2 separate regions of the Homo sapiens genome follow, and region 2 is linked to region 1. A link is a loop called in an ENCODE intact Hi-C map of the cell type or tissue named here. Cell type or tissue: heart left ventricle. All regions are shown on one strand. Each heading gives the region's core, and the rest is flanking DNA. Links, peaks and the distances in the headings are about the cores only.

Region 1 (6,102 bases), core at 1,411-3,910:
CTTCTCATGATCTCACCTGGAGATCATACAAGTCAGGAAATGAAACAAATTACTCTCCTGACGAGAATAACAGGTACCCTCCAGGCCTTCGGGCTGTAACTACACATGCAGACGAGTTTGGGAGGAAGTGTCTAGATGTGCAGACAAGCAGCTAAACCAGATTTCTATCATTTGCTTATATATTTCCCCAAATTTTCTTATTTGCATAGACCTAACCTCAGATTTATACACAGACTCAGAGAATACTATGCATCTTAAAATTCCTAATAATAAGTCCCAATCAATTTCCTCCGCAAAAGAAAATTCAACCCTTGTACTTTCTGTGAAGCCAGGCACCATGCTTAGACGAGAAGAGTAGCCGAGAACATGGATTCAGACAGGCCTGGGTTCAAGGCCTGGCTCTGCCATTAATGAGCTGCTGTGACTTGGGGCAAATTATTTTATTTCTTTGAACCTTGGTCACCTCATCTGTTATGTGAATAATAACCATCTTACAAGTTCCCAACAGCAGCTTGAATTACATGAGATCATACAGCATGAAGCAGTGATCAAAGTTCCTGGAAGGTAATCAGGGTCCCAACCAGTGTCAGCTGTCAGTGCAATTAGAGGAAGACCTGCCGCTGATAACTTATGCCTAGAGAAGTTGCTTGTATCTCTGTTAAATCAGGCCGTGGGGCCAGGTCATCTCCAAGGGCCCCTTCAGAGCTAATGGCTAAGGGGATGTTCGACCCTCTGGCAGGATTAGTTAAGCAGGTGCTCCTAGCTCCCTACTTCTGGTTTCCGTGGTAGGGAATTTCTGTGAAAACACCAAAGGACTGCCCTTTCCATCTGGGCTGGCTGGGGATGTAGTGACCTCTCCATCAATGAAGGCACTGGGCTGGCTGGGGATGTAGTGAGCTCTCCATCAATGAAGGCATGCAAGGAAATGCTTGACAACCACTTGCTGGGAATATAATAGAAAAGATTCAAACATCAACAAGAGTCAAACTACAGATTGTGTGGGGAGCTGCTTCCAACCCAAGTTTCCCATAATTCACATGCTCTAAACTCCCCAAGAGCCAGTGTTTGTCGTTAGAACCAGTCACCTAGAAAAGCTGTGAGTCAGTCACCCTGTGCCTGTTTGTCCTTCCAGGCAAAGGTAACATGGCCAAACCCAAGCCAAATCTGGGTCTTGCAGGCAGGAGGACAGCAAAGGACCAGCTCAGAAGCTTTCCAAAGTGAATCGCTGCCTGTGGCTGGTACACCCTGGAAAGGTCCAGGTCAGATGATTTCCAAAATGAATTACTGGCCTGGCGCGGTGGCTCACATCTGTAATCCCAGTACTTTGGGAGGCCGAGGCAGGTGGATCACCTGAGGTCAGGAGTTCGAGAACAGCCTGACCAACATGGAGAAACCCCGTCTGTACTAAAAATACAAAATTAGAGGCATGTGGTGGCGCTTGCCTGTAATCCCAGCTACTTGGGAGGCTGAGGCAGGAGAATCACTTGAACCCCAGAGGCGAAGGTTGCAGTGAGCCGAGACTGTGCTATTACACTCCAGCCTGGGCAACGAGAGTGAAACTCTGTCTCAAAAAAAAAATAATAAAAATAAAAATGAATTACCGCCTGTGGCTGGTACACCCTGGAATTCTCCACCCAGGAATCCAAAAGAAATTAAAGGCCTGAGATGGGGGCCTTGGGGAAAAGAGCCAGCAGCCCGCACTGGCAGTGAGAAGCTGAGTGAAATAATGAAACAGTGAGATGTCAGGCAAAAACTACCTGGAGCTGGGTGTTTCATTCACAAGAGTGACTCCATCTCCTCAGAATGTTAATGACATGTGGACTTCCTTATGTTATTGCTTAGTTTCTGTTAAGGAATGGAACACAGAGTTCTGGGAGACAAGCAGGAAGACCCATTACCAGAGGTGATGTCATCAGGTAGAACAAGACACGGCCTTGTTGGTCAAAGTGCCAGCACCAAGGCTGGCTGGGGCAATGGCGCCACCATCTAGTTTCGCTTTGTCGACATGGCCTTGGGAAGATATCAGCACCTAGGGGTCTAGCACCCGTTCATGCCCACGCTGCTTCTATGCAGATGTTTTCTGGCTCTCGGTCCTCCAGGGCCTCCAGGCACTTTGCAAAATGCCCTTAATGAAATGAATTCTCACTGCAAGTATTTCCCAAGATCATCTCCTTTCTGTTGAATAGCCAGCAGGCCCAGGATGGCGAGGTGACATGGTCAAGGTTGCACATGCATTTTCTCAGCTGACGGCAGTGGAATTTTGAACACCAGAAACAGCAGAATAAATAACTGTTCCGCCGTTAGAATAGATGGTCCTGGATTTAAATCCCGCTTACTCTCTGTGTGATCTTAGATGACTTACTTAACCTCTCTGTACCTCAGATTCTCTAACTATCAAGTGGGGATGAAACTAGAAACCATTTCACAATATTTTGTGAGTATTAAGATGCGCAGTGCTTAGAGCAGTACCTGGGCATGGCAGACATGGGAATAGTAGCTGCTACCATCATGGTGCCCAGATCACTCAGATGCCTGGCAGTGGCAGGGAAAAGAGTAGCTTTATAAGTGGGAAGGGAAAAGCGCCCTGTCCCTCAAAGGAGGTGTGGCTCAAAGGTCAACCCTGCCTCACCCTCCTGTCGGCCACCCATCGTCCAGACTGGCTGCTCTCCTCTCCCCCGTCAGACCTCAATAGGGTGGTTTGGGGCCCAGCATCTGCCCAGAATGGGGCCATTCCAAAGCAAGCAAGAGGCAAGAGAAGCTGAAGGGGATCTTAGAGCCACTGGCCCCCTGGGAGGAGCAGCAGGGCAAGGCCTTCTGTGATGCTTCCCCTCTTGACAAATGTTCTTGGCTCCTCTGGCTGCTGCCTCTGCCAAGAGCCAGCCTTGTTCTGGGTTGTACATTTTCTCCTGAATAATGACGTAAGCACAGCCTTTCTAGGGATTAATGATGACCGCCGGGAGGGCTGACAGCCCAGAAAACATTGTGCACCATCTCAGCTCTGTTCTTCTCTGGGCAAGAAGATCTCTACCTCCTCTGGGAGAGGAAAAGGGCTTTGAGACTACAGGGACGGCACCTCTGTAACTGTCTTACGCAGGATCCCTGAATGCTGATGGGCTCACTGGGACAGCTGGAGTCCCAGGGCTGAGCTCCCAGTGACTACCCCAAGGTCAATTGGCGTTCAGTGTGGGCAGGGCAACCATGCTGGTACAGGGTGCTGGGTGCAGGGGAGGTAGAGGGGAGACGGAGAATGAGTGTTGGGGACAGGATTCCTGTTCTCAGAGGTAAGGCCAAAGGGGCTGATCAGACAAGTGCACAAGTAGCTATGAGACACCCTAGGGAGTAAGTGCCACTCAAAGAAGGGGGACACATTGCTTCTAACTGCAGAAGTCTCAGAAGGTCGTGTAGAGGAGGTGAAAGGAATGTGGGCTGGGCAGAGCTGGAATCTGCTGGGATGGAGTAGAAAGACTCCAGGTGGCATGAGCAATGTGGCAGGAACATGCTGGGTAGGAACACACGGTCCAGCAGGGCTGGAGTGAAGGAGCCTGAAGGGGGTTTGTGTGCAATGGTGCTCAACTCCTAAAATGCCAAGCTAACCACGGGCTTCTCTAGGAGGGAATAGGGAATAGGGAGACGCTGGAAGGCTTGGGGTGGCCCTGGATTGGGGAGCGCAGGCCATCCGTTGCATCCTGATGAGTTCAAGTATGTGCCCCTTTGTCTCCATGACAGGCCTGGGTTGCTGGGTGCTGGGACATCAGGCCTGCAGGACCCCGCAGGGTACGTACCCCCTCCACGACCCTCCAATGTCCTCGAGGAGCCCTGCCCACCCCCGACCTGAACCAGGCACCACAGGCGTTAGGGACAGTTGTGCCGGTTGGCTCCCCAGAGGGCCGGAACAGGAAGACCCAGCCCCAACTTTCCCCTTTCTCCCACATGCAAGGGAGTTGCAAGAAGCAGTTGTACATGAGGCCCCACTTGACAGAATGGCCTACGCAGGCCTCTTTAGCAGAGAGTGGCCTTGTCAGCTCCCAGGTCCAAATGACTGTTAGCATGCTGGCTCTGATCTGCAGCAGTGCCGGGCCCTCTCAAGCGCCTCCCTGGCGTCTCTGGGACTCTGGCGCTCTGTATCTGGCCCCAGGGTCTGGGGTGAGGCACTTGCCCGTCAGGGGTCAGAGGATCTGCTCAAAGCAGAAGCTGCTCTGATGCTGGGTCAGCAGTTTTCCCTCCACATGGCATGCTCCAGTCACTGTTTGCAAGGGCAGCATCTAGATAGTGCTGGTCACTCTGGTCACTGCTCCTGGCCTCACCTGTAGCCCCCATGGCCAATATTGCTGGCAGCCCACACACAATCCCCACTGCTGGCTCAGAGGGGCTCAGGCTGCTGGCACCACTTGAAAGCTGAATGTGGCTCAGACAGCAGCAGTCACTGAAACTGCCCCGGGCCCTGGGCTCAAACTCGGGGGGTAGGGGAGGGTGTTCTGGGGTCTGCAGCAGCCTGCTTGGGAGTGGGAATTCAGTTCGATCCATTTAATTCAACTTAAAGATTTGTTGAGTGCCTGTAAGAACCAGGCCCTGGGCTGAGATTAGACATATCCACAAGCAGATGTGGCCACAAAAAGGCCACCGTTTATAGTTCAGGGGGAAGACAGGAGCATAGCAGATACAACACAAGGCTTCTGCACACACCGTCTCTTCTGTCTGGATTAACCCGCCCTCATCTTTTCACCTAATTAACTTTCCCTACTCTTCCCCCAGCTTTCAGCTCAGTGTGATTTCCTTGGAAAAGTTTTCCCAGCCTTCCGCGACTCAAGCAAATCCCCAGTTCAGTCCTCAGTTGGCCGCACATCCCACTCCTCGGCAGCATCGTCCCTCTTGCATTTGACAGTTGCCTGTATGATTCTTTCATTAATGTGTGTCTCCCCAGCTAGGCTGATGCAAGCTCCATGAGGACAGGACAAGGGTCCACTTCCCTCGCCACTCTCTGTTGAGTGCCTGGCACAGCGCCTGGCATAGGAAGAACCCCATCAGTACGTGTTGGGAAAACACACGAGAAAAAGCGTATAGGACAAGGTCACTGCTAGAGTTACGCAGATGGAAACTTGAGAGCATTCAAAGAGCTGAGATTGAGGGTGTAGAAAGCTGTCCTGGAGGAGCTGGCAGATGAGGAGAAGCTTGCCTCTGGCAGGTAGAGATGGGATAAGGCAGGAAGAGCAGACCACGGGAACTTGGAGGCCAGGAAGCACAGGCTGCACCTGGTGACTGGCAGGAGTTTGGTATGTCCGGAGCTTAGGGAAATGAATACACTGAGAAATGAGGTGACATGGGGTGACAAGCCTTGGATGGCAGGCTAGGAGCTGTGTTGTTAGGGGGCTGTGCAGGGCCATTGCTGGCTGGAGAGAAGCTGGACCCAGGAGGACCAGTTAGGAAGCCATGGCAGTTGGCCAGGCAGAAGCCAGACGCGAGGGCAGCAGGGCTGATGCTGAGAAGCAGTGGAGAAAGAGGCCATGGGCATTTGGCTAAGGAAACAGCTCTGGCTCATCATTCATCCCTCAGGCAGAAAAGGATGGGAAGCAGGGGGCAAGAGTCTACCCCCAGCTAGCTGTGTCCCTGGTGGAGCCTGAGTGGGGCCAGGGCGCCGCTGCCTTCTGAATTCTTGCCCGGCTGGGCTGCAGTGAATGTCCTGCTCCCTCCCTGGCCTGTGGGAAGATGTGGTGCTGGGAACCCCTGGACAGCAGATGCGTGTGGCCAGGGTGTGCGGGGTGTCCTCCACTCCCCTCCAGGCCTCCTCTCCACCCTTCTCCACCCGCCCCTGGGCTTTGGAAGGCCATTCCTTGGACTGTGTAAGCCTGGTTGACTTGCCTTCGAGTGCCATTGGGTTGAGCCACGTGGTATAATTAAAAACTATATCAGGTCTCTGTCCTCAGTTCCTGGCACAGAGCTCCTAAAACCCTCGGCATTTCCTGCATGACAGGAGTGTCTTCTGTTACCCAACACAGCCCCTTGCCACCATTCCTGAGTTCATGCTAATGAGATGATTCAGGGTGGAGCTCCGAGATGGCTTTAGGATGGGGACTAGTCACCCCATGTAATTAAATCAAACATGTA
Region 2 (6,102 bases), core at 1,926-4,425, 170 kb before region 1:
CAGGCATGAGCCACCGCGCCTGGCCGCGCCAACACCATTCTGCCCAGTTGTCAATTAAGACTTTCACTCTTAAGCAGAGTGAAGGGTAAAACCTAAAGGATTTTTCTCACAGTTGTACTCTGATTGTTTGTGGAAACCAAAGGAAAGAGTCATTGGTTCTGATGAAAGGTTAGAAAAGCTTTTGGGAGGAGATGGCATTGAACCCTGATGAGTGGGTCATTTGGGTAAACTAAAAAGTGGTGGTGGGGAAAGGAGGAGGGACGTAAAGGGGGAGCAGACCCCTTGGCCCACTGCCCGTGTCCCCTTGGCTTTTCACTGGTGCAAGCTGAACTTGCATGCCGAAGAGTCCATGTCCCTCCCGCCCAGCAGAAACCCACACCTGTGACTGATGGGAGTGGTGGACAAATACCCACAACTTCCTCTCTCTACTCTTGGCTGAGGACAATTCTGAAGTGAGCCCTACACTGTCTCCCAGGTAGGATCAACTGTTAGTTGCTACAATGGGAACCTGCTGAAAAAAGTACCCTTTATTGACTTCTTTTTGTTCCCCACTATCCTGCTGGTTTTTTCTGTCCCAAATATACTTGCACTTGAATCCTTGTCTAAGGGTCTGAGAATCCAACCTAAGATAAAAGATGTTTCAGTAGCTGGAACAAAACATGTAAATGGAATGGGTTGGGTGTATTTGAAAGGCATGAATGCTCCAAGGGGGCTAGTGGCTTGGAAGTTTAGAAGGAGATGAGACTAGAATGATAGGAGTCATGATGTGAAGTATCTGAATCCTGAACAAAATAATCTAACTTTTTTGTAGACAATGGGAAACCATGGGGCTGATGAGGGTGGTGAAAACTTTCTCCAAGGTCTGCAAGCATCCGCTTCTCTGGCTCAGGCTCATGGGGCTATTTGCTTCTCTTTCAGCCCCTCCATTCTGAATCACTTACTTGTTAGGGATTCTGCAGGATGCACCTATGGTCCACCAAGTTGGTGTCTGCTTTTGAGGAGAACACTGAATTTCTTCTGGAGCTTCTTGAGCTTCTTTGTGGAAAGAGCTAGGGTTTTTGGAAAAGGCCAGACTTTTGGAACAGTATAGGCTATTTTGGCATTAATTGGATTCTTCCTCATAGGCAGAAGAAGGTGAGTGGCTGGAACTAGTCATTCTAGTTCTTACAATCTCAGGAGGAATGTTTGATGCAAAGGAGTCAGACAGCTGTAAGAAGAGCTCAGCTCACTGAGTTTGGCATTCCTGGGGGCAAATAGGAAAAGACTTCCAGCCAGTGTTAGGGAGTCAGATGGCAGTTGCTGGTGACATTAGAGCTGTTCACCAGGGCTTCGCAGGAGGGAAAGCTGTCCATCAAACAACACCCTATCTACTGAGGGCCTCCTGGGCTTTGGAGAATGCCCCTCAGCCCTGGTGATTATCTGAGACAGTGGGGGGTGTCCAGGAAGTTTGCAATAAGGAGGCGCAAGAGGCTGTTCTTGTTCATCCAAAAGAAGTGGAAAGGAGACAGGGAAGTATGTCTGCTTTGTGGGGAAGGCCCTGGTGCTGGCTAACAGTAAGCAATGTGGTCTTGTAATGCTAGTGGGCAAAAAGCAAAGGGATGTCAGCAATCCAGCCTGTGTTTGTTGAATGCATTTGAGTCAGGTCCTAGGCTGGGCATTGAGCGAGGGAGTCAGGAGAAGGAGCAAGATAAGCCCAAGGAATTCATGGTCAGGGGTCATCAAGAAGGTATACGCACATCTAACTGTAATTCCAGATGCAGTCTGACCTGAGCCATGAAGAAGTGCAGAGTCCCCAAGAGGCCAGAGAGCTCACGTCTGGTTAGAGTCGGGGTGTTTGATGGGAAGATGAAAGGAGGAGCTGGCATCTGAGGTGAGCCTTGTGGGATGTGCAGGGTTTGGATATATGGAGAAGGGCGTCGGGAGATGGGGAGTTTTATTCCCAGGGACATTATTGGGAGGGACTGAAGAATCACTCTGGGTCCAGCTCCTGGGAAGGGGTTCTTGGCTCACTGCCTGCCCTAAGGCCACCTTTCCCCTGTGTAAGTTCCCCCTCTAGTCTTTTAGTCCTGGCACTTGGGTCCAGGAGCAGGAGTCCTGGCTCATCTTAGCATTTAGGGAGGCCACATCCCCTCTCTGGGGCACTGTTCCACCACTTAGAACACAAGGAAGTTGGGCTGGTCAAAGAGTATCTGTGTTAGGGAAGGGCTGTCTAGTTACATCCTCCACCTACCCTCGGTGAGAGGCACCGCTGGGCTTAGCCTGGTTTCTGACAGGAGCAGGGATGTCCCATCCCTCAAGGGTGTTCAGGTGTGTGTGGTAGGAAATTCACTGGAATGGCATTCTCTCACATTTTAGAATTCTTTCAGAGTAACACTTACCCCATACATCTACTTCCCCCTCCCACACTTACCACCCCCAATGAAAACACAAAGCCAGTTTGCCCGCGATACATGATGTGCTGTGCCCAGCCGACTCCGAGGGAATGAGCCTGCTGCCAAGCTCCGTGCAGGCTTGCCTTGCGGGGAGAGCTGCCGGCTCATTAAATGCCTTCATCTGTGAGCCCATGAGTGCACACTCTGCGTGCCAAGGTGCAACGTGAGTCTAATGAAAGAATTATTAATGTGCACACCTCAAATGCAAATAGAATAAGGCCCCCACAAAAACACTCTCAGAAGTTAACCGGAATGCTTATGCACTGCCAGTAGAGGGGTGGCTCACCCTTTTTCTTGCCAGCCCATTCTGAATCTGGGCATTTCTCCTGGGAAGTTCTTCCTCAGATGGAGTGGAGGTCAGTCTTCCCGTGACTCTGACTTCAGGGGCCAGGTTACCTTGTGGCAAGCCCAAAGCCCTGCTCTTTCTCGTCTCCCAAATCCTGCTCTTTCATGCTCTTCTCTGACACTTCCTGTTAGTCACTTCTTGGAGTTCCTGGCTGGGTCGTCTCTGAAGGGCGTTCCTTGGCTCTGTCGCATCGTCTGCTCTGCAGTCTTTGGCTTGCCAGTACTGACCTCCTTAGGTCAATAGGACATTTAGTGTGTGCTGGGCAGTAGGGCAGAGGAGGGATAAAGGATGAGTCACACAAGCCCTATGGGGGCTCACAGTCCAAGGAAGGAGAGAACATCCACCTGCAGATAAGTGCACAATGCTAGGTGCCTGAAAAGAGGCACAGAGGGGGCTCTAGAAATTGCAGGTGGGAATTCAGAGTCCTGTCCAGCTCAGTGGTGTTGGGAGAGAGGGAAGGGGATGGGAATGGGATGTTAGAAAAGATGTCTGGGAGAAGGTGGCTTTGAATTGGATCAAGTAGGATATACAGGATTTGGTCAGGCAAAGATGTGGAATAATCTAGAGAACAGTGAGCGGGAAGATGAAAAAGGCAGGCAGATACATGAGACTGTGAAGAGGTCAGTTTGGCAGATGCAAAGTACACAGGGTGTGGTTGGGGTTAGAGAGAGTTGACGCTGGGGAGACAGGTGGTTCCCATTATGAACAGACTTGAGTGTCATTTTATGGACTTTAGATTTGGGAGATGCCTATTGTCTGTCTCACTAGATCTAGTCTCCACTCCACAGTGGTAGACTGTTTGCAAACCCATCCTTAGTTATTCCCCTCCTGGACCCATGCCCCCTTGTGCTGTAACTTTGACTGCTCTCCCACTCTGATTCTGAGCTCTGACATGTAACTTGCTTGGTCAATGGGATGTCAGCAGTTGTCTCTGCATAAGCAGAGACTTGAAAAATGATTGCGCACTGGTGTTTGTCCTCTCTTGCTGCTCCTGGAATCCTGCTGCCACATGAATGAGCATGCTGAAGGCTAAGAGGCTATGTGGATGGAGAAGCACTGAAGCTCCCCGTCTGGCACTCAGCCGACCATAGATGCCTGAGTGAGTGCTAGCAGAGGTCAGTGGGGCCTGGCCCAGAGCAGAGGAACTGCCCAGCTGAGCTCAGCCCAAATTGCCAAGCTGCAGAATTGTGAGCTAAAAAATGGTTGTTGTTTTAACATTCTAAATGTTGGGGTCGTTTATTATGCAGCAAAAACCAACTGCCATAGGTATAATCCCAGATTCAAAGGATCCAGGTTTAGAGGTCCTGGGATATGGTGGAACATATTTTGCATGTGGGAGGAATGTGAGCAACTGTGGCTGCAGCACAGACTATAGGTTGAAAACTAGCCACTAGCCGCATATTATTCCCCTCCTCTCAAGTGATAGAATCTATTTTTCTTTTTCTTTTTTTTTTCTTTCCTTTTTTTTTTTTTATTTGAGATGGAGTCATGCTCTATTGCCCAGGCTGGAGTGCAGTGGTGTGATCTCAGCTCACTACAACCTCTGCCTCCTGGGTTCAAGTGATTCTCCTGCCTTAGCCTCCTGAATAGCTGGGATCACAGGCATCTGCCACCATGCCCAGCTACTTTTTGTATTTGTAGTAGAGATGGGGTTTCACCATGTTGGCCAGGCTGGTCTTGAACTCCTGACCTCAGGTGATTGCCCCATCTCAGCCTCCCAAAGTGCTGGGATTACAAGCATGAGCCACCATGTCCAGCCAGAATCTGTGTTTCTAACCCTTGATTTGGTGATGACCATGTGACTTATTTCATCCAAGTGGACAGAAGCAAGTGTGATGTAGGCAGAAGTATGAAAAGTGGTTGTACTTTGGGGCTTGCCTGCTTGCTATTCTTGAAACTGTTTGGCTGCTTTGTAAACAAGTCCAGACTAGCACTCTGGAGAGTGAGAGATCCATGTCAAGAGAGGCCCCTATCTTTCTAACCATCTCCAATAAAGCCATTCTAAAGTGACTGGTCCTAGATAACTCGCCAATCAACTGCAGACACATGAGTGAGCCCAGCTGGGATAGCCAAGATCAGCCTACAGCAGACGAGAAGAACTGTCCAGTTGAGCCCAGCTTTAATTGCTGAATTGCTAGACTGAAAAACCAAGGGCTAAATCAATGGTTATTGTCTTAAGGCACTACATTTTGGAGTGGTTTGTAAAAGAACCCATGCTTCCTGCTCTGTAGCCAGGAGGCTGTCCTGTACAGGTTGCATCAGTGGGTTCCCATGCTCTTTGCCTTTGGCCAGCAAGAAGATATTGAGACCGAGGCATTTGTTTCCCTGATTCTTATCCTGCTGGACTGTGGTTTGGCCACAGCCTCTGTCAATGGCTCTGTCCACAGCTCACTTTCAGGGTGCTAGCAATCACTCCTTTCCACGTCTATTCAGGTCCCTGGTGCTGCCAGCTCTGGGGTTCTTCAACATTCCTCAACACTCCCACACCTTTGTCTCTGCTCCGTTACCCCATTTGCATGGCCACCTGTGTCCCGAAAAGACCCTCACTGACTACTTTGTTCTGTGCACAATGAGCAGCTGAAGATTGTCCAGTAAATAGAAACATCCGGTTTAGGAAGAGTGAAACAGAGCTCCTGCTCTAACGGGTCCTGCTGTGGGCACCCCACAAATGCTGCCTTGGCTTGGGCATTTGGAAAGTCATGCTGGAGAATGAGGCTGCCAAGGAGCAACTTTTCCCAGCTGGCTCTCAGGAGCCATCTGGATCTTTGCTTTCTGCAGGGAGTAGTCATCACCCCCTTTCCTGCCAATTCCCCTAAGTTAAAGAATAAAAAATGAGCCCTTCCAGTGCCCCTGGCACCCTTCCTCTCCTTGACAGGATTTTTCTTGAGCACTTTTAGTCAAGCATTAGGCAGCGCATTAAGCAAATCAGGAAGTCAGTTTGGCTCCAGGACATTTGTTCAAAGGACCACAGCCTTGACCCATCTTTTCCACACAATCACCCATGCAGTTAGGACCCTCCAGTGACAGAACTCCCACCAGTGTCTGCCTCTGTGCAAGGCCTCATATGGTTAATAATAGTAATAATTAATGGTGGTGGTGGTGATGATGATGATGATGATAAATGGCAAGGCAAACTGAGAATCTGCCTCTTCCACCACCATGGCTATTACCTTTGACGGAGATGAATTTGGACCTCTGTGTCAAGTTCATACGGGAAGTTTGTAATGGAAGTCAGAGCTGGAATGAGGAAGCGTTAGTAGGGGTGATATATGTTTCTCATCTAGAAGGGTAGCACTTGGAAGGACATGTATCTCCTCAGTGGTG

The links. A loop is a pair of places that touch in the nucleus more often than their neighbours do. Peaks named below come from ENCODE experiments on the same cell type or tissue, not always from the same donor. Only the 100,000 strongest peaks of a DNase experiment are listed, where the experiment ranks them.
Region 2: a loop joins it to region 1, with 6 times the contacts of the local background. A loop is called at or near these places in 5 of 110 quality-filtered maps.

Annotation. Positions count from the first base shown.
Region 1 is chr3:194,936,185-194,942,286 of GRCh38, forward strand. No RefSeq gene overlaps it. Among named protein-coding and RNA genes, the nearest start is that of XXYLT1-AS1, 160 kb to the right of the region's middle. In heart left ventricle, for the core only: no CTCF peak of the experiment used is centred there; a DNase peak (open chromatin) is centred at 2,807.
Region 2 is chr3:194,770,402-194,776,503 of GRCh38, forward strand. The region is part of intron 3 of LINC01968 (long intergenic non-protein coding RNA 1968); the gene reads left to right. It overlaps LOC105374292 (a long non-coding RNA gene), which reads left to right. Exons shown (of 6, transcript XR_001741084.2): 3 at 1,755-1,870. Among named protein-coding and RNA genes, the nearest start is that of LINC01972, 4.7 kb to the left of the region's middle. In heart left ventricle, for the core only: no CTCF peak of the experiment used is centred there; a DNase peak (open chromatin) is centred at 2,956.